Regions from separate parts of the Homo sapiens genome. Here all the other regions are linked to region 1. The links are chromatin loops, found by intact Hi-C in ENCODE. Cell type or tissue: IMR-90. All regions are shown on one strand. Region 1 has its middle 99 kb from the start of TBC1D5. Region 2 overlaps TBC1D5 (TBC1 domain family member 5). Region 3 overlaps TBC1D5 (TBC1 domain family member 5).

Evidence for each region. Peaks named below come from ENCODE experiments on the same cell type or tissue, not always from the same donor. Only the 100,000 strongest peaks of a DNase experiment are listed, where the experiment ranks them.
Region 2: a loop joins it to region 1, with 4 times the contacts of the local background. A loop is called at or near these places in 10 of 110 quality-filtered maps.
Region 3: a loop joins it to region 1, with 7 times the contacts of the local background. A loop is called at or near these places in 5 of 110 quality-filtered maps.

The regions. Positions count from the first base shown.
Region 1 is chr3:17,837,248-17,845,247 of GRCh38, reverse strand. No RefSeq gene overlaps it. Among named protein-coding and RNA genes, the nearest start is that of TBC1D5, 99 kb to the right of the region's middle. In IMR-90, a CTCF peak has its summit at 3,833 (motif pointing right); no DNase peak of the experiment used is centred here; H3K27me3 peaks cover 113 bases.
Region 2 is chr3:17,541,686-17,549,685 of GRCh38, reverse strand. All of the region lies in intron 2 of TBC1D5 (TBC1 domain family member 5), which reads left to right. Among named protein-coding and RNA genes, the nearest start is that of TBC1D5, 200 kb to the left of the region's middle. RefSeq lists an enhancer at 2,058-2,921. In IMR-90, a CTCF peak has its summit at 4,863 (motif pointing left); no DNase peak of the experiment used is centred here.
Region 3 is chr3:17,409,766-17,417,765 of GRCh38, reverse strand. All of the region lies in intron 4 of TBC1D5 (TBC1 domain family member 5), which reads left to right. Among named protein-coding and RNA genes, the nearest start is that of TBC1D5, 330 kb to the left of the region's middle. In IMR-90, a CTCF peak has its summit at 4,641 (motif pointing right); a DNase peak (open chromatin) is centred at 4,645.

The sequences.
Region 1 (8,000 bases):
GAAGACCCAGCCAAGCCACACCCAGATTTCCCACGCACAGAAACTTGTGAAATAATAAAATATGTGTTCAGTCACGACATTGTAGGGTAATTTATTATGCAGCACAAGGCTATAATCACAGGGTTGTAATCGAGGAATTAGCCAGGACTGCAGTCATCTCAAGGCTCCACTTCCTTGAGTGGGGAACTTGAGCACTTCTAAGTTCATTCACCAGGTTATTGGTAGAATTCAGCTCTTTAAAGGTTATTGAACTGAAAACTCAGTTTCTTGCTGACTGTTGGCCAGGGGGAACCCTCAGTCCTTTTACCACGTGAGCCTCTCTGTAGGACAATCCACAGCATGGAATTCATCTTCCTTGACAGTGAACAAGTGAGAGTGCGAAAGAGGTTGAGCAACACAGAAACCAGGGTCTTTTTGTAACCTAATCTCAAAAGTATTATCACATCCCATCACTTTTGCCAAGTAACTAGGTCCAGCCCACACAATGGGAGAGGATTATACAAAGGCATGAACACCAAGAGGCAAGGATCATTGGAGGCCATCTTTGAAGCTGCCTACCACACCATCTCTATGACTCCTCACCCATCCTTCTCCAGGGCCTCACCAGGCCTTGAGGATTCTCTTGGTTCCACCTCCTCCCTGTACACTGTGCTTATCTGTACACAGCCTTTGTAACTCATGCTTGAACTCTAGCAAAGCCTCCTAATGAGCCTACCTACCTCTTTCTGTTCTCCTAGCTGATACCCAGAAAACTGGTTGATATTTCTAATCACATTGTATTATGTCATTTTCCTATTCAAAAATGCCCACTGGCTCCCAAGTTCCTCTTCTATTTCTCAATCTAATGGTGTTAGGTCATTTTTGCATTGCTATTAAGAAATACCTAAAGGCCGGGCATGGTGGCTCACACCTGTAATCCCAGCATTTTGGGAGGCCGAGGCGGGCAGATCACCTGAGGTTGGGAGTTCAAGACCAGCCTGGCCAATGTGGTGAAACCCTATCTCTGCTACAAATACAAAAGTAGCTGGGCGTGGTGGCGCATGTCTGTAATTCCATCTACTTTGGAGGCTGAGGCAGCAGAATGGCGTGAACTTGGGAGGCGGAGCTTGCAGTGAGCTGAGATTGCGCTGCTGCACTCCAGCCTGGGCAACAGAGCAAGGATCCATCTCAAAAAAAAAAAAAAAAAGAAAGAAAGAAAGAAAAAGAAAAACCTAAAGACTGGGTAATTTATAAAGAAAAGAAATAATAGAATTGGTTCATGATTCTGCAGGCTATGCAAGCATGACACCAACATCTGCTTCTGGTGAGGACCTCAAGAAGCTTCCACTCATGGCAGAAGGCAAAGAGGGAGCAGGTACATCACATGACAAGAGCAAGAGCAAGAGAGAGAGAAGGGAGCAGTCCCAGATTCTTAAACAACCAGATCTCACATGAACTAACTGACCAAAAACTCATTTATCACCAAGGGAATGGTGCTTAACCATTCATGAGGGATCTGCTCCTATGATCCTATCATCTCCCACCAGACCCCACCTCCAACACTGGGAATCACATTTCAACATAAGATTTGGAGGGGAAAACATCCAAACCATATCAAACTCAATGTACTTTTGCTACAGTACTTATCTTACCACTCCCCTCCAGCCAAACAGGTATACCCACTGTCCCTCAGTCATAGCTAGTTGATGCACCTTTCCATGGCTTTGCTCACGATGTTTCTACCTGGAATATTCTCCCCTGTCACTCCACCTATCAGAATTCTCCCCAGTTGTTATGACCTAACAAGTCCTGTCTCCTTCCTAAAATTTATGATTCAGTGTCCTGGGTATAGCGGTCCTGGGTATAGCTGATAGCTTTGTTTGATTACTCTGGGCCCAAATGTCCTCTTCCTCCTACTGATCCTTTTTTTTTTTTTTTTTTTTTTTTTGAGACGGAGTCTTGCTCTATGACCCAGGCTGGAGTGCAGTGGCTCGATCTCAGCTCACTGCAACCTCTGCCTCCCGGGTTCAAGCAAATCTCCTGCCTCAGCCTCCGGAGTAGCTGGGACTACTGGTGCCTGCCACCATGCCCTGCTAATTTTTGTCTTTTTTTTTTTTTTTAGCAGAGACGTGATTTCACCATGTTGGCCAGGCTGGTCTTGAACTCCTGACCTCACATGAGCCACCCATCTCAGCCTCCCAAAGTGCTAGGATTACAGGCATGAGCCACCGTGCCCGGCCCCTACTGATTCTTTAACCACCCCCCTACTCCTCAAATCTCTGATATGACACTTACCATAAACTATCATATATCATCTCACATCATAGTTTGCAGTACTAATTTTAAAAATAATGTCATCAATATATGCATATTGAGAGAAGGAATAAAGCAAGTTTAGAGTGAAGGTCCACACTGAGATGTCTAGTTTGGGGAGAGTAGAATCTACCATAAATCTTGACCATAGTCATTGTATATTCTAGAGCTGTCCTACTAACCTTTCCAGGGTTCCATTTCTTATTATCCTGTCTTCAGTGACTCATCATTATTAGCGCAATGAAAGTACTACAATGTACATTATAAGCATGGAATTCTTAGGCTTCTCAGACACTATTTCTTAGCTTAATGTAGAATGTAGTGGAAAGAGAGCTCCTTTTGAAGTTTAAAAATAGGGAGGGGTAGGGGAGATTCTAATCCCACCATGCTTCTCTGAGACACAAGAGAAAGATGTAAGAATGGCCATGAATACAGGTATGTGTGTGGGTGTACAGTTGTGGCACATGGTAAAGTTGCTGATGGCCTACATATTCTCTGTGATATATATACACTACACAAGGAGTCATATAAGAATGAAATAAGAGCTCAAGAAAAGGGGGAATATTTTTGATAAATTGAATTGGTAAGTAATTAGAGAAATATTCAAAGGCTGAAGTTTCGATCACATACTAACAGACAACAAAAATTAATAATTACTGATCTCCTAAGTACCTTAGATTATGTTATTCTATCTAATCATCACAACAACACATTTTACAAAAGAGAAGATGAAGGCCCAGGGAGGTTAAGTAATTTGCCAAAAGTCACACAACCAGATTACAACTCCGCCCTGGATGATTCCAAATCCGATGCAACCCCATCTTTGGGGCATTCAACCTGGGAGATATGGCCTTGCTCATGTTTAGGAGACATTATACTACTTTGAATTGTTATCATTGGATGTAAGGCAGCCTATGTCACTCTCCCTAAAATGATTCTATGATCTTTTAGCAGCTATGCCAATCCAATCTGTGCTGGTAGGAAAATCATCCTTCTATACATCTCCAAATGAAATGAAGTGCAGATTAGCCAAACCACCAAGAAAATTTAATTGTAAAGGGAGGTATGGGTGGTAGGATTTGATGGAATCATTCCATACCAGGTGTTCTAATGTCACATTCTTCATTATCTTGAAGAAAAAGCCTTCAAATAGATTCCTTTTTTCTTACAGGTTGCCTTCAGACCCTGAAAGAGATTTTCAGGAGAAATTTCAGTATTCTATATCAAAAAAAAAAAAAAAAAAACATGTTTTCTGGAAATGCAAGAGAATATAAGGAACAGCTTCATCTCAAAATTTGCAAAGCTTGCCTCAAAGCCATCTCAAGGTAACTGCTTAATTGGTGCTCTTCTTGGGCTTTCTAGAACATCCATTAAAAGAATGTCCAATGATAGTGTCTAACTCATGTATATATTGACAGTAGCCAAGCCCACCTCTCTGACAAAGCTGAGGGTCCAAAGTCAGGATAATGCTGAAACTGCACCAATCAAGGACTGGGAAGCGTGGGCTGGGGAACCGTGAGTGCGGTCTGTGGACAGACGGGGGCAGCAGAGAGCTGTTGGAGAGGTGCGCATCAGGCAGCTTCCTAGGGGGCGAGTGTTTCTGGTCAACTTGGAGACATTGACAGAAAGACCCAGCTCCAGCGTCAGTAACACAGCTGAGGGATTAGCCCTGCTGAGCTGTCTGTCTGGAATCCACAAACAGAACCTACCATTTTCCACACCGTGGTCAGAAACTTTTATAAACCTGCTCCCCGATATGTCATTCCCCTGCTAAAAAGGCTAATCAATGGCTCCCCATTGCTTGAAACACTTTTTCAAGCTTTGATGCGCATCAGCATTACTTGGAGGGCTTGGTAAAACACAGCTCATTGGGCTCACTCCCGGAGTTTCTGATAGATTAGGTCTTGGGTGGTCCTGAGACTTTGCACTTCTGACATTCCTGGGTGTTGGTGATGCTGCCAGTTCCCACTGGTCCAGAAACCACACCTGGCAATCCACTAGCTTAGGTCATATTTAAGCTGCCCACTCTCGTCCTCTCCAGCTTCTCTTCTAGGCACTCACTCCCACGGGCATCCCCCACTCCCTCACACCCTCTGCTCCACCTGTGAACTTCCTTCAGCCCCGCAAGGGAGTTGTGTTTCCCTGCGCCTCTCGGCCTATTCACATGTGCTCTCTCTGCTGATACACTCTTCCTCCATCTCTTCATCTGGCCAATGATTACTTATCTTTAGGTCCCAAGTAAGAAGCCTCCCTCCTCTGAACTCTCATCATGCCCTGTACCTCTCACCTCACACTGTGTTGTAAATGACCCTTGTGTGTCTGTGTCCCAGCTAGTATCAGCCTGGGGAGCAGGGGCTGACACACATCTATACCTTTGGAAATTCAGTCGCTAGGCTCATCTGGATTCTTGACTGTGCACAATAACCATGTTACATTTCTCTGCTTGCCTCCCTCTTCCGCTCTCAAAGACTATTTCAAACCATCTTCATTTTCCTCAAATCTCTAACCTTCACGCCTACTCTATCACACTCAACAGATGGCCTTGCCTACTCCTTCACAGAGAAAATAGAAGCCACCAGACAGAAACCTCTCAACTTCCCGCACCAAACCTACAAACCCACCAGCATCTGCACCCACCCCATCCCCCTGACCTCCTGTTACAATAGAGGAGCTGCCTGTACTTTCTATGGCTGTCTGAAGCCAAACCCTCCAGCTCTGCTATGGTTTCCTCCTCCTGCTTCCTCAAAAACTCCCACCATCAACACACCCTCTTCACGGTAGCTTCTACTTCTTTCTCTTCCCTGATTTTCTCCATCATTTTTAAAACATGTGCAACTCTCTCTTCTATAAATAACCACCCCCCTTAGGCCCTATGTCACCCTGTAACTATCCTCTTTTTTCTACTTTGCTACTGCACAGCCAAATATGTTTAACCTCATGATTTCCATTTTCTTATTTCCTACTCTCTCCACAAGCCACTTTTCCTCAAAAACTATTCTCACAAGGGTCAACAAACACCCTTCTATAGCCAAGTCAAATAGACACCTTTCAGTTCCCATTCTGTTTGACGTAGTTGACCCCCTCCTACATCTGGACGCTCCCTCTTTCCTTACCTTCTGTGACATCCCAGCCTCGTCCATCTGGCCATTCTTCCTTTAAGGCCTGGTCCTCCTAGGACTTATAAATGCTGGTGGTTTGTGGGGCTCAATCCTAGACCTTCTTGTCTAAAGTCAGCCTGGATAACTGTATCCATTTCCTTCAGTTCAGTTACTATACGCTTACCAAGCAATCCCTTTATTGGAGAGGTCTGTCTCTTGCTCTCTGCTGTCCATGTTTACATGACCAACCGCCCAATCTATGTATTTTCTTTGACATCCCACAGGTCCCTCATACTCCACTGAACTTAAGATCTTCCCCCAAAACTGCTGCTTCTAGTTGCTCTTTATTGAAGCAAATTGCCTCAGAGGATACATCCTTGACACTTCCCTCTGTCTCCTGCCCCATATCTCACCAAGTCCCAATACTTTAGTTTCACCAGCCTCTCTCCATGTCTTCCCATACCATAACCCAAGCCACCATTCCATCTCTCCCAGACTGCGGCTACAACCACCGGCCTCCTTGCAGCATCTCTGGCACCCTCCAATCCATTCCTCCCTCCTTATGCTAGAGGAATCTTTCCTTAAAAAACAACTCACTTCCCATTCTTGCTTAAACCCCTCAGTGGCTGTCCAATACCCCTGGGATAAAGTTCAGTCTTGTCTTGCCCCCTCACCCACACTGGTCTTCTTTCAGCACCTTCAAAGCACCAAGCCCTCAGCCATCAGGGTATTTACACATGCTCTTCTCTCTCCTATAACGTTTGCCCTCACCTTCTTGTTTGGCAACCCTCACCCATCCTTCAGGGCTCAGCTTCAGATTTTCTGGGGGAAATTTCACTGACCCTCTGACGCTCATCACAATTGTGGCTAATTAATTACTTGAAAATTTGTTTTATGTCTTTCTCCCCCTCTAAGCATCATACAGGCAAAGAGCAGATCTTCACCTGAGCCCCAGAAGTCAGGGCTGCAGTGAGCCACGATCATGCCACTTCACTCCAGCCTGGGCAACAGAGTGAGACCCTGTCTCAAAAAAAAAAAGATTGGATCTTTCTCCTCATTCTCCACTCTCTGTCATATCTCCACTACGTTTCACAATGCCTGGCTTGTAGGTAGCTGATGACGAATCTTTGTTGAAAAAATGAAGAACAATTGAAAGAAAAAAGATACCATAATTTGAGATTTGACATTTCTTAGACTGGTTAATAACATCATAACTAATATTTCTCTAATGCTTTCTATTTGTCTTGCACTGTCTCAAGTGTATTACATTATCACAAAAATCCTGTGAGGTATGATATTATTATTATCCCCATTCTACAGTAGAGGAAACTGAGGCACAGAGAGTTTACAAATTTTGCCCAAGACACAGACAGAGATAGTAAGTAATAAACTGGGATATAAGTCAAAATAGTTTGATCTACCTACTGTGTCCTTAAACACTGTGATATACTATCTCCAAGATCTCTTTAGTATGTGCAAGGAAGACAGCTGTAGGTGTTGGGCTGTGTGTATTATTAAGGTTGCTGTTACAGAGAAAAGAAGACCAAAAAAAAAAAAAAAAAACCCAAACCTCAACACATTAATGGTTCTCAAAATTTAATGTGCATCACAATCACCTACAGAGATTATTAAAGCTCACATTATGGGACCCCACCACCAGACTCAGTAGCTGCGAGGGGTGAAGCCCAATAATTTTTATTTCTAACAGGCTACCCAATGATGCTGATGCTGTCAGTCCAGAGACCACACTTTGAGGAGCACTGCAATAAATAGATAAAGGATTTCCACAAGTTTTTTCAATCTTTAAAAATACAAAATACACTTCCCCTGAAATCTGCCCTTCTATAATAATTAAATAGAAAGGAGAAAGCGCTCAAGAGAAAATTTTAAAATGCAAACAAAATTGAATAGGGTTAAAGTGATGTTTCAGGTTCCTCATCCACTGGACTCTCCTCTTTTTATCCTTCAGCCCTCTTTACCCACATGCTGTGGTATGCACCTCCTTTTGAAGAGATAAAAGTATTTGCCTCTCACAGGTGTGTTACCTAGCTTATCTTGGTTAATGCTCACGACAAGTCTGTAAGATCGCTATTATTATGCCCATGTTAGAGATGAAAAAACTGGGACTCCAAGAAAAAAGTTAAATCACTAACCTCCTAACATCCAAAAGATAGAAAGTGGCTGAGCTGCGGCTCAAATTTAAGTTGATGTGACTCCAAATTCCTTATCTTTTCCATTAATTGACACTGCCCTTCATATTCTCATCTACCTTTTTAGTTCTGCTAAACATGCAAATAACAAAAAGCAATTTCTCCCACACTCATATAGAAAATGTCAACTGAAAAACACAGATCTAAATTCATCTCTCCCAAACAATATGCTTTTAATGTCTCTTTTTTTGTTTACTTTTCCTTGGAAGCTGATTGTTATTCATTTCAAATGTAGAGTGAAAAAAACCTCAAGATCTTAAAGAATTATTAGAACCTCTCTAAGAAGCAGATAGCACCCCAAAACAACCACGGCATGGTTCGTCTTTCTCCAACCACCTGACGGTACTGAATTTTATCGCCTTCCTGGCATGGCTGAAGAAGCTTTTAAAATTCCACTGCA
Region 2 (8,000 bases), 300 kb after region 1:
GTGCTGGGATTACAGGCGTGAGCCACAGCGCCTGCGCCATTCATTATTAAAACAACTATATTGAATGGGTGACTGAAGTTACAACTTGTTACATATTTGTTGAATTTTATAGTATGACTTTTGCAACTTTTAATAAAAATCATACTAAAGGCTTGTTTTCTTAATTGTTAATGTCTCCATTTTTATTCATATATTTATTATAGAGAAAACTCATTAAAATGAACAAGGACTCGTTTTTAGATATCTTTACTTTTAAATGTTTTATGACTAGTAGTAGTGTACATCACTGAACAGAAGAAATACCAATTCTCTGCACCATAGTACAAATAAGATATAGAAAAGAAATTGCCAATTGATAATTTATTTTATTTTATCTTATTTTTTTGAGATGGAGTGTCGCTCTCTTGCCCAGGCTGCAGTGCAATGGCGCAATCTTGGCTCACTGCGACCTCTGCCTCCCAGGTTCAAGTGATTCTGTTGCCTCAGCCTCCCAAGTAACTGGGATTACAGGCATGCGCCACCACACTCGGCTATATATTTTTTTGTATTTAGTAGAGACAGGTCTTCACCATGTTGGTCAGGCTGGTCTCTAACTCCTGACCTCAGGTGATCCACCTGCCTCCGCCTCCCAAAGTGCTGGGATTGCAGGCATGAGCCACCCTGCCTGGCCACCACTTGATAATTTAATAAAGATTGTTGGAAGTAGTTTAAAATTAATAACCAAGGTTTAACAAATTATTACTGTCTAAAATAATTTTCAATAGGTAAATTTAAAGGTATTTGGAGAGTGCTACCTCCTTAGGGGTACCTTACCTTATAATTTATACTTCAATGGGCTTCAAAAAGTAAGTATTTTAATTGTATGTTTTGTAGCTTAAGTAACACATATAATTCTTTATTATGTTAGCCCAGATGAATGAATGGCTTTATTATTATTTATTGTTATAATAATAATTTTCTTGTTTAGAGCTTTAATCATAAAGCAACTCTTTGTTACACGGAGGAATAAATTAATAGCAACATTCTCTACTCTTTTCCCTACCATGTTTATGTTTAGTACATTTTCTCCCCTCAACAGTAGCTACAAAGACTCTACAAAAGCATCTTTTGAAGACAAGTGTTGATTGGCAGATAATGATAGTATTTTTATTAACATTTGTCTTACTGTTCCTTTTGGGTAGAAGATGCACAAAGGTTTTTTTTTCCCCCGCCCTGTATTTTTCCTTTTATAATACAAAACTTTCTTGAGATAAAAACACTGTGGGATAGTTGCTGAATAACTTTGGAAGTATTTTCATAGAGAAGTGATTGCCATCAGGTATGCTTGTTTTCTACTGATATATGAATTTTGTTTGTTTGTTTGTTTGTTTTTGAGACCGAGTCTCGCTTTGTTGCCCATCCTTAGTGCAGTAGTGTGATCTTGGCTCATTGCAACCTCCGCCTCCTGGATTCAAGCTATTCTCCTGCCTCAGCCTCCAGAGTAGCTGGGACTACAGGCACGTGCCACCATGCCCGGCTGATTTTTTGCGTTTTTAATAGAGATGGGGTTTCACCATGTTAGCCTTGGATGGTCTCGATCTCCTGACCTTGTGATCCACCCACCTTGGCCTCCCAAAATGTTGGGATTACAGGCATGAGCCACCATGCCTGGCCTGCTATATGAAATTTTAACAACTTTGATTAGAATATGGCTTATACAGAGTACTATATGTTTTAGATCTTAGCCAACTTACATTTTAATCATTGTTTTATAAAATTTAAAAGAAGTAAAAGAAAAATCAGACAAGATTGTAAACTTGTCAGTCAAATTCCTTACATCTTATTCTGAGAAGAGTGAGGAAGTATAATTGAGATTTCATAGATGTCTCATTGCACATACTGCAATAAACAGAATTATATCATGAAATCAACTATCCTCATGTGCAGTGTGATCAGGATGTTACTATGGTAACATTTCCATTTGTGAATTTTTGTGTAGTTAGAATCTGTAGTCATCACATCATGCTACCATTGGCTTTTGATTTTTCATCTAAATAAATCACTGTGCTACCTGCATGCTATTAAGTGGCACCATGTATAGTACTTAACTATCATCTATACACTCTAGGCTAGGAAATCAAAAATAGGAAAAAGAAAGAAATGGGAACATTCTGCTAAATTACATTTTAAGACTGTCCTGATGTTGCTGGTAAAATTTTAAATGTTTCTTAAGAGAAGTAAAAGCATTGCTAGTTATTCTCTGAGATGCTTTAATTTTTATAAGTATATGATGATGAAATTGGTTAGGTATGGTAACAGTAGGAGGTAAGGAGGGCTTTAATTTGTCTTCTAAATGGGTGCTAAATAACCGAGACAGAAGTAATCACCCTTCTGAGACTGAGAAGATTCATTTTAAAACAGTCCCTTTTCATCGTAACCTTATTAAATATTTGATATTTATTGTTTTTAGATATTTAAAAGTTGTCCTGCATATTTCACTTCTCATTATAAAGTCAGATTCTAATATCTTACGTTAACTTGTATTACAATAGCCTACAATGTTCCCTTGTATCAATTACTGTATTCTAGTAAAGATTCCTACTGTTTTTGTTTTGTTTTGCTTTCTAAAGCCCCCTGCTGCTGTTGATTACACCTAGATCTGCTACTGATTGGAACTGTTAAAAGGCAAAGGTAGTGTGGCTGGTTGCTGAATCATTTAATTGTAGGACTAATAAGAGATGTTCTCTCTGGGACCTAACCAAAATTGTGACTCTAGAATGTTATGTATAAAGTAGCCAAGAAATATTATTTTGCACATTAATAATGTTTGAAGATGTGAAATTTATTTACTTGGAATGTAATAGAGGAATATCAGCAGACTCGTTGGATTTCTTTCTTTCTTTCTTTCTTTTTTTTTTTTTTTGAGATGGAGTCTCGCTCTTGTCAGCCAGGCTGTAGTACAGTGGCGCCATCTTGGCTCACTGCCACCTCTGCCTCCCAGATTCAAGAGATTCCCCTCGGGAGACTCAGGAGTCTCAGTCTCCTAAGTAGCTGGGAGTACAGGTTCATGCCGCCATGCCCGGTTATTTTTTTTTTTTGTATTTTAGTAGAGACGGGGTCTCACCGTGTTGCCCAGGTTGGTTTCAAACTCCTGAGCTCAGGCAATCCACCCGCCTCAGCCTCCCAAAGTGCTAGCATTACAGATGTGAGCCACCGTGCCTGGCTGCTATTACTTTTTATAAAGATAAAACAAATGGATAACTATATATGTAACAGTGTTAATTCAGTAATTGAGAGACTTGATAACAAAATGGTAAGAAATTCAAAGTTAAAATTTTTCATTTGTAATTGAGGCCATGTTTGTAAGTCCAGTGCGCAATATAAAATTAAGTTGTGTACAATATAAGCACCCTGTAAGTAGTTTACATATAATTTTGGAATCTTAGATAGGATTTCTATGATAGTGTTTCCATGATAGCTATGGGTTTTTTATGAGGCAGCTACAGATCAAGAATAACTATCAATTTGTACCCTCACTGCTTTAAAATTTGAGATAATTCTTTCTGTGCTGGACTTTGTAAGGAATTATATAAGAGGGTATGGTTATGCTCATGTATATTTAATAATTTATGATATTGTTACTCTTTTTGTTGATTATTATATTTAATTGCTAATTTTTTTAAAGACATTTCAGTTTGCTATGTACAAACTGCATCAGTGGTTTTAAGTAATTTGTTTGAGGTTATATACATCTATACCTTGAGTTGGGAAAAAGCTAGTTCCTTTAAGGTATTTATTGAAATATTTTGATCAGGTAAATTACATAAAAGGAAGGGTGACAAGAAGGGTGCTGTCAGCAATGTGCATGATGGTTTGGAGAAAGAAAGAAACCAGTTTGAAGGTTTGTGCTAAGGACTAGGAAGCAAATAATGAGTGATGTAATTGGCATAGTGGCAATAGAAATAAAGTAGGATTCAGTGTTTGTGTCTCTTATTTTTGTTGGTGACCCATTGAATGTTGTGTCAATGAACATTGAAAAAAACACCAAAATCTTATTAGTGGCTAATGAATATTCATGTTTTCTTATATAATAAGTCATTGGACTGTAAGTACCTTGAAGGCAAATGTTACTCATTTTTGTTGTCTCAGGACTTGATGCAGTATGTTGCTTATAGTCATCATTCCACCTTTGAAATGGAAAAAGAAAAGTAAATAAGAAAGGTTCTGTATTGGTTTGCTAGGACTGTCGTAACACGGTACCACAAACTTAGTGGCTTAAACAACAGAGTTTATGCTCTCACAGTTTTGGAAGCTGTAAGTCTGAGATCAGGTGTCAGCAAAGGTTGATTGCTTTTGAGGTCTGTTTGGCTTGTAAGTGGCAGTCTTCTCCCTGTGTCTTCACATGGTCATCCCTCTGTGCAAGTCCAAATCTCCCCATTTTATAAGGGAATAAGTTGTATTGGATTATGTTCCACCTTAATGACAATTTAACTTGGTTTTTGCTGTAAAGGCCCTATCTCTAAATAAAGTCACACACTGAGGTTACTGGGGGTTAGGGTTTCAATGTACGATTTTTTCGGTGTCATAATAGTGCTTTTTTTAAAAAATAAAAAAAAATCACAGCTTTTATTTATTTATTTATTATTTTTAAAAATTGATCCATAACAGCTCTGATTGGAGTTGATGTTATTTATAGGCCAAGAGCTAATGACATATACAATTAATTGTAAAATAAATATGCTCATTCTACAGTTAATGTCAGTATAGGGACCCATAGCTATTTGTCCCTTTGTAATTAATGCCACGTGATGTAGTTTTCACCTCAGATTAGTTTACTGTATCTAAACATATTAGCAGTTTGGCAGCTATTTGTTGTACTGGTTTCCATCTAGTGGTAGAAATAGGAGATAGGAGGCTACATTTGAAAAGAAAATAATATTATATTCCTTATCTTTCCTCCTCCTTTATTTCACCATGTTTGGAATAATCTAAATTATCTTCCACATCCACCATGCAGACATGCAGAGTTCTTAAGGTGCTTTTTTTTTTTTTTTTTCAGACGGAGTCTCACTTTGTCGCCCAGGTTGTAGTGCAGTGGCGCGATCTCGGCTCACTGCAACCTCCGCCTCGCGGGTTCAAGAGATTCTCCTGTCTCAGTCTCCTGAGTAGCTGGGATAACAGGCATGTGCTACCACACCCAGCCAATTTTTGTATATTTAGTAGAGATGGGGTTTCACCATGTTGGTCAGGCTGGTCTCAAACCCCTGACCTCGTGATCTGCCTGCTTTGGCCTCCCAGAGTGCCGGGATTACAAGCGTGAGCCAGTGCGCCCGGCCGAGTTCTTAAGTTTTCAGTAAACATGCATTCTTATCTAAATATTATTGATAATCAAATTATACTTGTAATACAGTGATAGGTGGGTTTTCATGTACAATTTTGAATAGATAGTCTTTTGTCTACAACAGTCGTTCTCAAAGTGTGGCCCCCGGTTCAGCACTTCAGCATTACCTGGGGAATTTTAAGAAAAGCAGATTTTCTGGGCCAGGTGCAGTGGCCCACATCTGTAATCCGAACACTTTGGGAGGCTGAGGTAGGCGGATCAGGAGGTCAAGAGATTGAGACCATCTTGGCCAACATGGTGAAACCCTGTCTTTACTAAAAAAATACAAAAATTAGCTGGGCATGGTGGTGCGTGCCTATAGTCTTAGCTACTCGGGAGGCTGAGGCAGGCGAATCGCTTGCACCTGGGAGGTGGAGGTTGCAGTGAGCCGAGATCGCGCCACTGCACTCCAGCCTGGAGACAGAGCAAGACTCTGTCTCAAAAAAAAAGAAAAAAAAAACAAACAACTTTTCAGGCCCCATTTAAGCTCTATTGAATCAGAAATTCTGAGGGTAGACTTCAGGAATCTGTTATTGTAAGAACTCCAGGTGATTCTGTTGTATACCAACATTTGATAACCACGGGACTGAATATAGGCATAATACCTAATTTTATTGCTTTAAATAATTATAGAAATATAGACTTATATATTTTTTCTTTCTTTTCTGTTTTGTTTTGTTTTGTTTTTTGAGATGGGGTCTTGCTTTGTCACCCAGGCTGGAAAGCAGTGGCACAAGCATGACTCACTGCAGCCTCAACCTCCTGGGCTCAATCAGTCCTCCCACCTTTGTCTCCCAAGTAGCTGGGACTGCAGGTGCACACCACCACACCTGGCTAATTTTTATTTTTTTATTTTTGTAGAGACAGGATCTCACCATGTTACCCAGGCTGGTTTCGAACTCCTGACCTCAAGCAATCCTCCCACCTTGGCCTCCCACGGTGCTGGGATTACAGGTGTGAGCCACGACTCTCAGCCTTTTCCTTTCTAATATTGTTTTGGTTATAATACTTGATCCTAAGACTTTGATTAGGAACGCCACCCCAAATTATAATGTTTACATTGAATTTATGGGAAATCATTAATCCCTGTTGTGTCTCTCTAGAAATGTTTTATGCATGTAGAGGCACATACAGCCAAGTCTTTCTGTATCAGTACTTCTCTCTCTCTATTCTTTCTTTTCTTCTCCTCTCCCCTCCCCTCCCTTCCATTCCTTTCCCTTCCGCTATATAGTAACTGTGCCATATATATCTACAGTAATTTATTTCACAAGTCCCCAGTTGATATAAATTAGGTTAGGTTCAGTGTTTTGCTGTGTTAAAAAATTCTATGTGTAATATTCTAGTACACATATATAATTTCACATATGAGCAAGTATGTTCAAGAAAAACGTTCCTAATAATACCAGTTTAAGTTCTAAATGTATATGTGTATGAACCTTGATATAAAAATCCTCAACAAAATAGTAACAAACCAAATGCAGCTGTATGTTAATAGGATTATACACCATCACCAAGTGGGATTTGTTCCTGGAATGCAAGGATGATTCATCTTATGGAAATTGATAAAAGTAATGTACCACAATAACAGAATGAAGGGAAAAAAGCACATGATCATCTCAATAGATGCAGAAAAAGCACTTGACAAAATTTAACAATATTTCTTAATAAAAACTCTCAATAAACTAAGAATAGATGGAAACTACTTCAGCCTAATAAAATTTATATTGTAGTTTCTCATTTGTGGTTTTGCTCTCTACAATTTAAGTTACCCTTGTTTAACTGCAATATGCAAATATTATATATGATAAGATATTTTGGCTGGGTGTGGTACTTTTAATCCCAGTGCTTTTGGGGGCCAAGGTGGGAGCATCACTTGAGGCTACAAGTTTGAGACCAGCCTGGACAACATAGCCAGACCCTGGCTCTATAAAACATTAAAACAATTTTTTTTGAGAGAGAGAATGAGAAAGATACCACATTCACATATCTTATTCTAATATGTTTTTATAATTTTTGTATTTTGTTTTATGTTACTTGAGACAAAGTCTTGCTCTGTTGCCCAGGCTGGAGTGCAGTGGTGCAATCTCAGCTCACTGCAACCTCTGCCTCCCAGGCTCAAGTGATCCTCCCTGCCTGAGCTTCCCAAGTAGCTGAGACTACAAGTGTGTGCCACTATGCCAGGCTAATTTAAAAAAAATTCTTATAGAGATGGGGTTTCACCTTGTTGCCCAGATTTCTCTTGAACTCCTGGGCTCAAGCAGTCTGGCCACTTTGGCCTCCCAAAGTGCTGGGATTACAGGCATGAGCTACCACCCTTGGTCATAATTGATGTATTTTATTGTTAATTTTTGTTCGTAATCTCTGACCTTGCCTAATTTATAAATTAAACTTTATAATAGGTGTGTACATATAGGAAAAACCATAGTGTGTGTAGGGTTTGGTTTTATCCATGATTTCAGTCATTCACTGTGGTCCTGGAATGTGAGAGGACTACTATATGTGAAAGACTTGGAGTGAACAACATACTCAATGGTGAAAGACTGAAAACTTTTTCTTTAAGACCAGGAACAATGGAAGGATGTCAGTTTTTGCTATTTCTGTTCAACATAGTAATGGATGTTCTAACCATAGCAGTTAGACA
Region 3 (8,000 bases), 430 kb after region 1:
TGGCGATTCCTCAGGGATCTAGAACTAGAAATACCATTTGACCCAGCCATCCCATTACTGGGTATATACCCAAGGGACTATAAATCATGCTGCTATAAAGACACATGCACACGTATGTTTATTGCGGCACTATTCACAATGGCAAAGACTTGGAACCAACCCAAGTGTCCAACAGTGATAGACTGGATTAAGAAAATGTGGCACATATACACCATGGAATACTATGCAGCCATAAAAATGATGAGTTCATGTCCTTTGTAGGGACATGGATGAAATTGGCAATCATCATTCTCAGTAAACTATTCGCAAGAACAAAAAGCCAAACACCGCATATTCTCACTCATGGGTGGGAATTGAACAATGAGAACACATGGACACAGGAAGGGGAACATCACACTCTGGTTACTGTTGTGGGGTAGGGGGAGGGGGGAGGGATAGCATTAGGAGATATACCTAATGCTAAATGACGAGTTAATGGGTGCAGCACACCAGCATGGCACATGTATATATATGTAACTAACCTGCACATTGTGCACATGAACCCTAAAACTTAAAGTATAATAATAATTAAAAAATAATAAAAAATAAATGTCAAAAAAATCTTAAAGGTCTCTTGAACAGCATAGCTCAACTTTCGTAGATCTAGACACAAACTTCTCATGTATTTTGTTCAGTTCACAGTAATAAACTTACAATCTCCAAAATAACTACTATTGCCTTCTTACCCTTCCCCCCACCTTACCACAGGGAAGCAGTACTTAAAATACTTAATTGACTTTAAACAAAAGTTTATCCCATGGCCCATTTATCTTCATTTTAAATTGTCCCTTCCAGGTTTGTTTAGCCAGCCTGTTACTGAATATGATTATATTACGTTCGTGATCCAAATCTTGGGTCTAGTTCTTTCCAGCATTGACCATTTTGGGGTAACCAATAGAAATGACCCTGTCATCACTAAAGATTTGCCTTTCTAACTTTCAGGTATGTGTGTGAAAAAAGGAATGTGGGTGGAGGCAGGGGAAGGGAGTGATAGAAACAGAAACCACAGGGAGAGTCAATGAGATAGACACGGGAAAGAAAAAGAAAAGATTATATCCATATCTAATAGTCTTATTGGTAGCACCATTTATTTAGAATAATTATATGCCATGTTACCTCTCTTATGGAATTAAGTTGACTTATTTAACCACATGTATTATTTAACTTTTAATGTTTGTTTGCTTTCCCCAGTTATATATGAGTATGCATCACTTGTATATTTATAGCCCTTGAAACGTTATAGTTGTTACTTTAAAAATTGAATGTGTATTATGAGTGAATTGTTGCCATCCTTAACATTTTAAGCTTCCCTGTCCAATATGGGAACTACTGGCAATATGAAGCTATTTAAATTTGGATTTCAATTAATTAAAATACAATATGTAGTTCTTCAGCTGCAACTAGCCATGTTTTAACTGCTTAGTAACTATGTATGGTCAGTGCTTACCATATTGGGGAGTCAGATGTAGAACATTTCTGTCATCTCGGAAAGTTTACTTGCTTAGTGCTCATCTAGAGGTTGTAAAGTGAACGATGGATTCAGTTAAAATATAATTGATTTTAATATTTCTTAGAGAAAGTATTTAAGCACACATGTATTTCTGTTTGGTAATACCCTGTTAGTCAACACACTATTGGAAAACATGCTTTAAGTCATAGGATTGACTTTTAATTAGGACATCAGGTTTCGCTAAATAAATGTCTATTTATAAATAACTGGAAAGTAATTTATTCTCTATTCTACCAGCCTTTCCTTTACAGTATTGGCTTATATTTGCAGACTGTGAGGCAAATTCTTTATCATGTTATAGAATGTTAGATATCAAGCCCTTGCCAGTTATTGCAAATATCAAAGTAAATGAGGTGAGGTGAGGGTGGGAAGAAGGTAGGAAAGGTCTGCAGGGAGAGGATTTTTTCCTTATTAATTATAGAGGAAGCATGAGTAAACCATGGAATATAAAATATACTTACTCCAGACAACTTCACAGAGATTGCTGGTATAGGATCCTTTTCTCACTTCATTTCTAAATGCCAGTCCTTTATTATTAATCTAATTATGTTTATCATATATTTAAATTATTAATACAATTAAAAGTGAAAAGCTTGTTATAAAATCAAAAAGTTTGTGATACTGCTTTTCTTGGTTTCCTTTTTTAAAGTATGATTATTGAGTTTACCTACTTTAATATGACCCTGGATTTGGAAGCTCTTACACACTGTATTTTTAAGAAAATAATGCCTGTGTTTTTTTGTTTGTTTGTTTTTGTTTTGTTTTTTCCTTTAAAGAAGAGAGTATTCCAGCCCTTTGGGAGGCTGAGGCAGGCAGATCATGAGGTCAGGAGATCGAGACCATCCTGGCTAACACAGTGAAACCCCGTCTCTACTAAAAAAGTACAAAAAATTTCGCCGGGCGTGGTGGTGGGTGCCTGTAGTCCCAGCTACCTGGGGAGGCTGAGGCAGGAGAATGGTTTGAACCCCAGAGGCGGAGCTTGCAGTGAGCAGAGATAGCGCCACTGCACTCCAGCCAGGGCGATAGAGTGAGACTCTGTCTCAAAAAATATATAAATAAATAATAAAAAGGAGAGTATTATATTTGACAGTCCCTAACTAACTGTTTTAACTCAGTTCTTTGTGTTCCTGTGAAAACTAAGGTGAAGGCTCAAGGTTTCTCAATTTAAAGTTCAGTTCAAACCTGAATCAAAACATGACCGTAATTTTAACAAACCTCTAGGCAATGAACTATTCTTTACCTGTATTTCAGTGGAGCCTTATCATATGATAACATGTTTCACCTAGACATATGAAAAAATACATTTTAAGCTTGTGTGTAATTGTGCATTCTGTTTTTTTATATATATTTATGTATAAGAGATATGCCCTGATGTTTCATTATGGAGGAGAAAAAAGCTTTAAATAAAAGTAAGTTTTAGAAAATTCGTGGTACAGGAAGCAAAAAAGCCAGTACAGTTTGTAATTGCCTTTTAGAGACTCGTGAGTTCCCTCATTACCTGTGATTTAAGCTAAAAATGAGGTAATTATAGATAACATCAGTGTTTATCTGGTTGATCTTGGCACCTGCAGTCCTAATGTTGTAGCTTACCCATATCTGGTGCCACACTTTACAGTCTTATGCTGACATACCTAATTTACACTTTTCATATTTCCATTGATTTTAAGTTAGATGTTACTTGTTCTATTTGAATAGTATTTTCAAAATCATACCTTTAAAATGGCCTAAAAGTATATACTCTTAAATGTAATACTGGAATTATGGTACAGTGCTTGGCATTGATTGAAATCTTTCACTAATGTATTTTGATATAGATTAGAAACAGATTCAAAAATTTACTGGCTCCTTTTTGATAAAATAAATGGATCATACTAAATATGGCAATTTTTAAAAATATTGGCATGTACTTTAGGATTATGAAATTGTATAAATCTTTTTGAATCAAGTTCAGCTTTCTTACCTTTTACTACCTCAGCTTCAGATATTCTACCCATCTAACCCTGATCTAATCCTACTTAAATCCTGCTTCATCCTGCTGTAGCCACTTTGTTCTATTATCTTACTACTTAGAATTGCAATGAAATGATCTGGTTGACTGGCTGACCTTGTAAACTCCATGATCATCTCTGAGAGCTGTCTGCTGCACTTCCCTATCACTATACCTCCCAGAGAGCTAAAAGCAACTTTCTACCTTATCTCTTTTTTCTTCCACTGTCTGTGACTTTTGGCTTTCCCCAAGGTGAGAATCCCTTCTCTTAACCACTCAGCAATTTCATTGTCAGTAGAAGCCTAAGTAGCTCCTCTTAACCAATGATTAGAGATCTTCAGTCTTAAACTGTATGTAGGCCCTGAACTCTTTGCTATTATTGTAGTCATTTGGATTTCTTAAGTTAGCCCACAAACACATTGTTTCCTTTCCATGTTAAGCTTAAAAATGGGATAGAAACCATCATATAAACCTATACAGTGTAAAATTAGTGTTTTCCATAGTGTATCACCATTTGGGACAATGATTCAGAAGCCTTCTAGTCATAAATTAGCACATAATTTAGTAATTTATTAGTCATCATGTAGGTTATAAAGGTATTTCAACTATTAAATTTAGAAGATATTAACAAATTTAGAAGGTACTAGTTTCACACCAATGTTATGAGCATATCTTGGGAAACTACTATTTAATTATATGTTAAAATATATAATTACAAATAGATAATCTCATTATAATCATCAGCTGTATTTATCCACTACATATTCTGATTGCTTTCCATGTCAAAATAGCCATTGCAGGAAGCTTAACTACCCAAATAGGTCTTAGAGGGAAGGTATCAATTCCTGCTGCAGAAGTTGACTTTATTTTTTGAGAAATAATTGCATCAATCATGGCCTACATATTTAATAAGTTACAGTGTTGTTTCCTGAGGAGCACACCAGTAAGCTCAGAGTCCTTCTCAGCATGGTGCTTCCAAGGCAGCCAGTACTGATCTATTAACATTGGCCTGAGAAATGAAACCTACTCATCTTCACCTTTCCCTGCTTAGATGCTGATTGTTTTCAGGGACCAAGTATCTGCAAGATAGAGTAATTGCCACTAGGTGGCACTAATGCTTTGTTAAGGAAATCTTCAAGGTCCAGGTGGCTAATCCATTCCATTTAAGGTTTTGCACACCTAAACACCCAGGTTCTTAACTACTCACAGGGACTGTTGTTAACTTATCTTCTCAGTCCAACTAGTAAAAAGTTATCTGCATGTCCATGGGCTTGATATTCAAAAACTAAAAATCTGAGGAAGAAAACAAGGGTATATTTCTATATTGCCTTGTTGCCAGAGGTCATTTTTGCTCTTGGTGTCTGGAGAATCATGTTTCCCTTTAGTGGTTACTTCCATGTTATTCCAGAAAGATGTCTTTCCTATTTCTCATTTCTTTATTCTCTTGACAAGTTATTCAATTTTTCTGAACCTTACTTTCCTCATTCATAAAGAGGGGTTAAAAATATATACCCTAAGTGATTTACCTAAAATATTATATCATAAGTGGGTCTTTTAAAAGCATTTCGATGGCATTATTGTCAGATTTTTGCTTTTCAGGCACATTGTAAGTATATTTTTTTATGTAAGAATAAGTTTAGCAACTACTTTTTTTTAAATTAAACTGAAATATTTCACCACTGACACCTCAATATTTTCTATTGTTAATCATGTCTTCCTCCAACTTCAGGAGCAGGCCTACCATTCATATTTGTGATTGTAAAAAAACCTTCATTTTGATCCTTCTCCCCTAGAAGGGCTAAACCTTTCAGCAGTTTACCCTCTGGAATCTGTTTAATGTTTGATTCTCAGTTCTTTGCAGTAGTATTTCAGTGGCTATGGTGCTACTGTTATTTTATATCCTAAGTTTTAATTTTGAAGTATCAAACCATTTCTTTCCCCTCTGTACTACCAGAGGGCTTTGCAGTAATCATTTCTACTCAATTCTTTGCAGTAGTATTTCAGTGGCTATGGTGCTACTGTTATTTTATATCCTAAGTTTTAATTTTGAAGTATCAAACCATTTCTTTCCCCTCTGTACTACCAGAGTGCTTTGCAGTAATCATTTTATTATTGGTTTACACATCCATCTGTCCACTCTTTAACTTTGTATGTTTTAAAAAATATGCCTGTGAGTGCTAAGCACATAGTAGGCGCTTAATAAATGTTTATATTTACTCTGTGTTACAGTTTATTGATGAAACACTATTCAATAGAAATGAAAGACAATTAATATATTATTATGTGGCCTTTATGCTCCTCTGTTGTTAGAGCCGTTCATCAGTTTGAGATGTTATGCCTTAATTAGAACTGTAAGTACCCATGAATAAATTTAAATGATTGTAAATTTCAGAGATAATGTTTCCAATTCACATGCCTCAGTCTTCTTTTCCCTATACCAACACCGTAATCAAGGTACAGGGTCTTATTTAAGCTAACAAATAATTATCCTTCATTACATAAGTAGTATGTAACTTGACCTTAAAAGCCTGCTTAACTTGACAAGATGGCAATGAATCTAGCCACCAGCTGTGCCTGTACTTTTACAATTTCTTAGTACTTGTGAATAGGAGCTGATTTTGGAAAAGACTGGAGGAGTCATTGCTTCATACTTCCCTCTCTTATCTGGAATACTTTGTGTTTTCAGTCCACAGAACTGCATGGTGTCTCACAAATTGTGATTCCTTTTGGGTTCAAAACATTGCACATTTGAGATCTGTGCTTGTTGTTCACAGACTACAAGCTATTTAAATATATGTATGGTTTTTGAGATGTGTATACATACCCCACAGATATTGCGGATTCAGTTCCAAACAACTGCAGTAAAGCAACTATTGGAATAAAGTGAGTCACGTGATATTTTTTGTTTTCTAGTACATTTAAAAGTTATGATTACACTATACTGTCATCTATTAAGTATGCAATAGCATATATCTAAAAAATATATAAACCTTAATTAAAAATACCTTATTGCAAAAAAAAAAAATGCCAAGGATCATCTGAGCCTTCAGCAGTTCTTAATCTTTTTGCTGGTAGAGGGTCTTGCCTTGTTGTTGTGGCTTCCCACTAGTTAGGGTGGTGGTTGCTGAAGGTTGGGGGTAACTGTGGCAATTCCTTTAAAAAACACAACAGTGAAGTATGCCACATAGATTGACTCTTCTTTTCAATAAAGATTTCTCTGTAGCATGAGATTCTGTTTGGCAGCATCTTACCCAGAGTAGAACTTGTTTCAAAATTGGACTCAGTCTTCTCAAACCCTGCAGCTGCTTTCTCACTTAGTTTATTAAATATTCTAAATTCTTTGATATCATTTTAACAATATTCACAGCACCTTCACCAGCAGTAGATTCCATCTCAAGAAACTACTTTCTTTGTTGATTCATAAGAAGCAACTTCTAATTTAAGTTTTATATATATGAGATTATAGCAGTTAAGTCACATCTTCAGGTTCCACTTCTACTTCTAGTTTTCTTGTTATTTTTCCCCATCTAGTTACTTCTTCCACTGAAGTCTTGAAACCCCTCCAAGTCATCCATGAGGATTGGAATCACCTTTTAAAAACTCTTGTTCATGTTGCTATTCTGACTTTCCACCACGAATCTCTAATGTTCTTAACGACATCTAGAATGGTGAATCCTTACCAGAAGATTTTGAATTCACTTTGCCCAGATCTGTCAGAGAAATCACTATCATATGGCAGCTGTAGCCTATGAAATGTATTTCTTAAATAATAAAACTTGAAATTAGAAATGACTCCCCACTTCATGGGCCGCAGAATGGATGTTGTGTTAGCAGACATGGACACAACATTAATCTCTTTGTACATATCCATCAGAGCTCTTGGGTGATGAGGTGTATTGTCAGTGAACAATAATATTTTGAAAGGAATCTTTTTTCCTGAGCAATAGTTTCCAAAAATGGGCTTAAAATATTCTGTAAACCATGTTGCAAACAGATATGCTATCATCCAGGCTTTGTTATTCCATTTATACGGCACAAGGAGAGTAGATTTGGCATAATTCTTAAGGTCTCTAGGACTTTCAGAATGGTTAAAGATTGGCTTCAGTTTAGTCACCAGCTGCATTATCCTGTAACAAGAGAACAGCCTGTCCTTTGAAGCTCTGAAACCAGGCCTTGCCTTCTCGTCCCTAGCTATGAAAGTCCTAGATGGCATCCTCCTTCAATAGAAGGTTGTTATGTCTACATTGAATATCTATTGTTTATTGTAGCTACCTTCAGCAGTTATCTTGGCTTGATCTTCTGTGTAACTTACTGCAGCTTCTCAATCAGCACTTTCTGCTTCACTTTGCAATTTTATGTTATGGAGATGGCTTCTTTTCTTAAACTTCGTGAACCAACCTCTGCTACCTTCCAACTTTTCTTTGGCAGCTTCCTCACCTTTCTCAGCTTTCACAGAATTGAAGA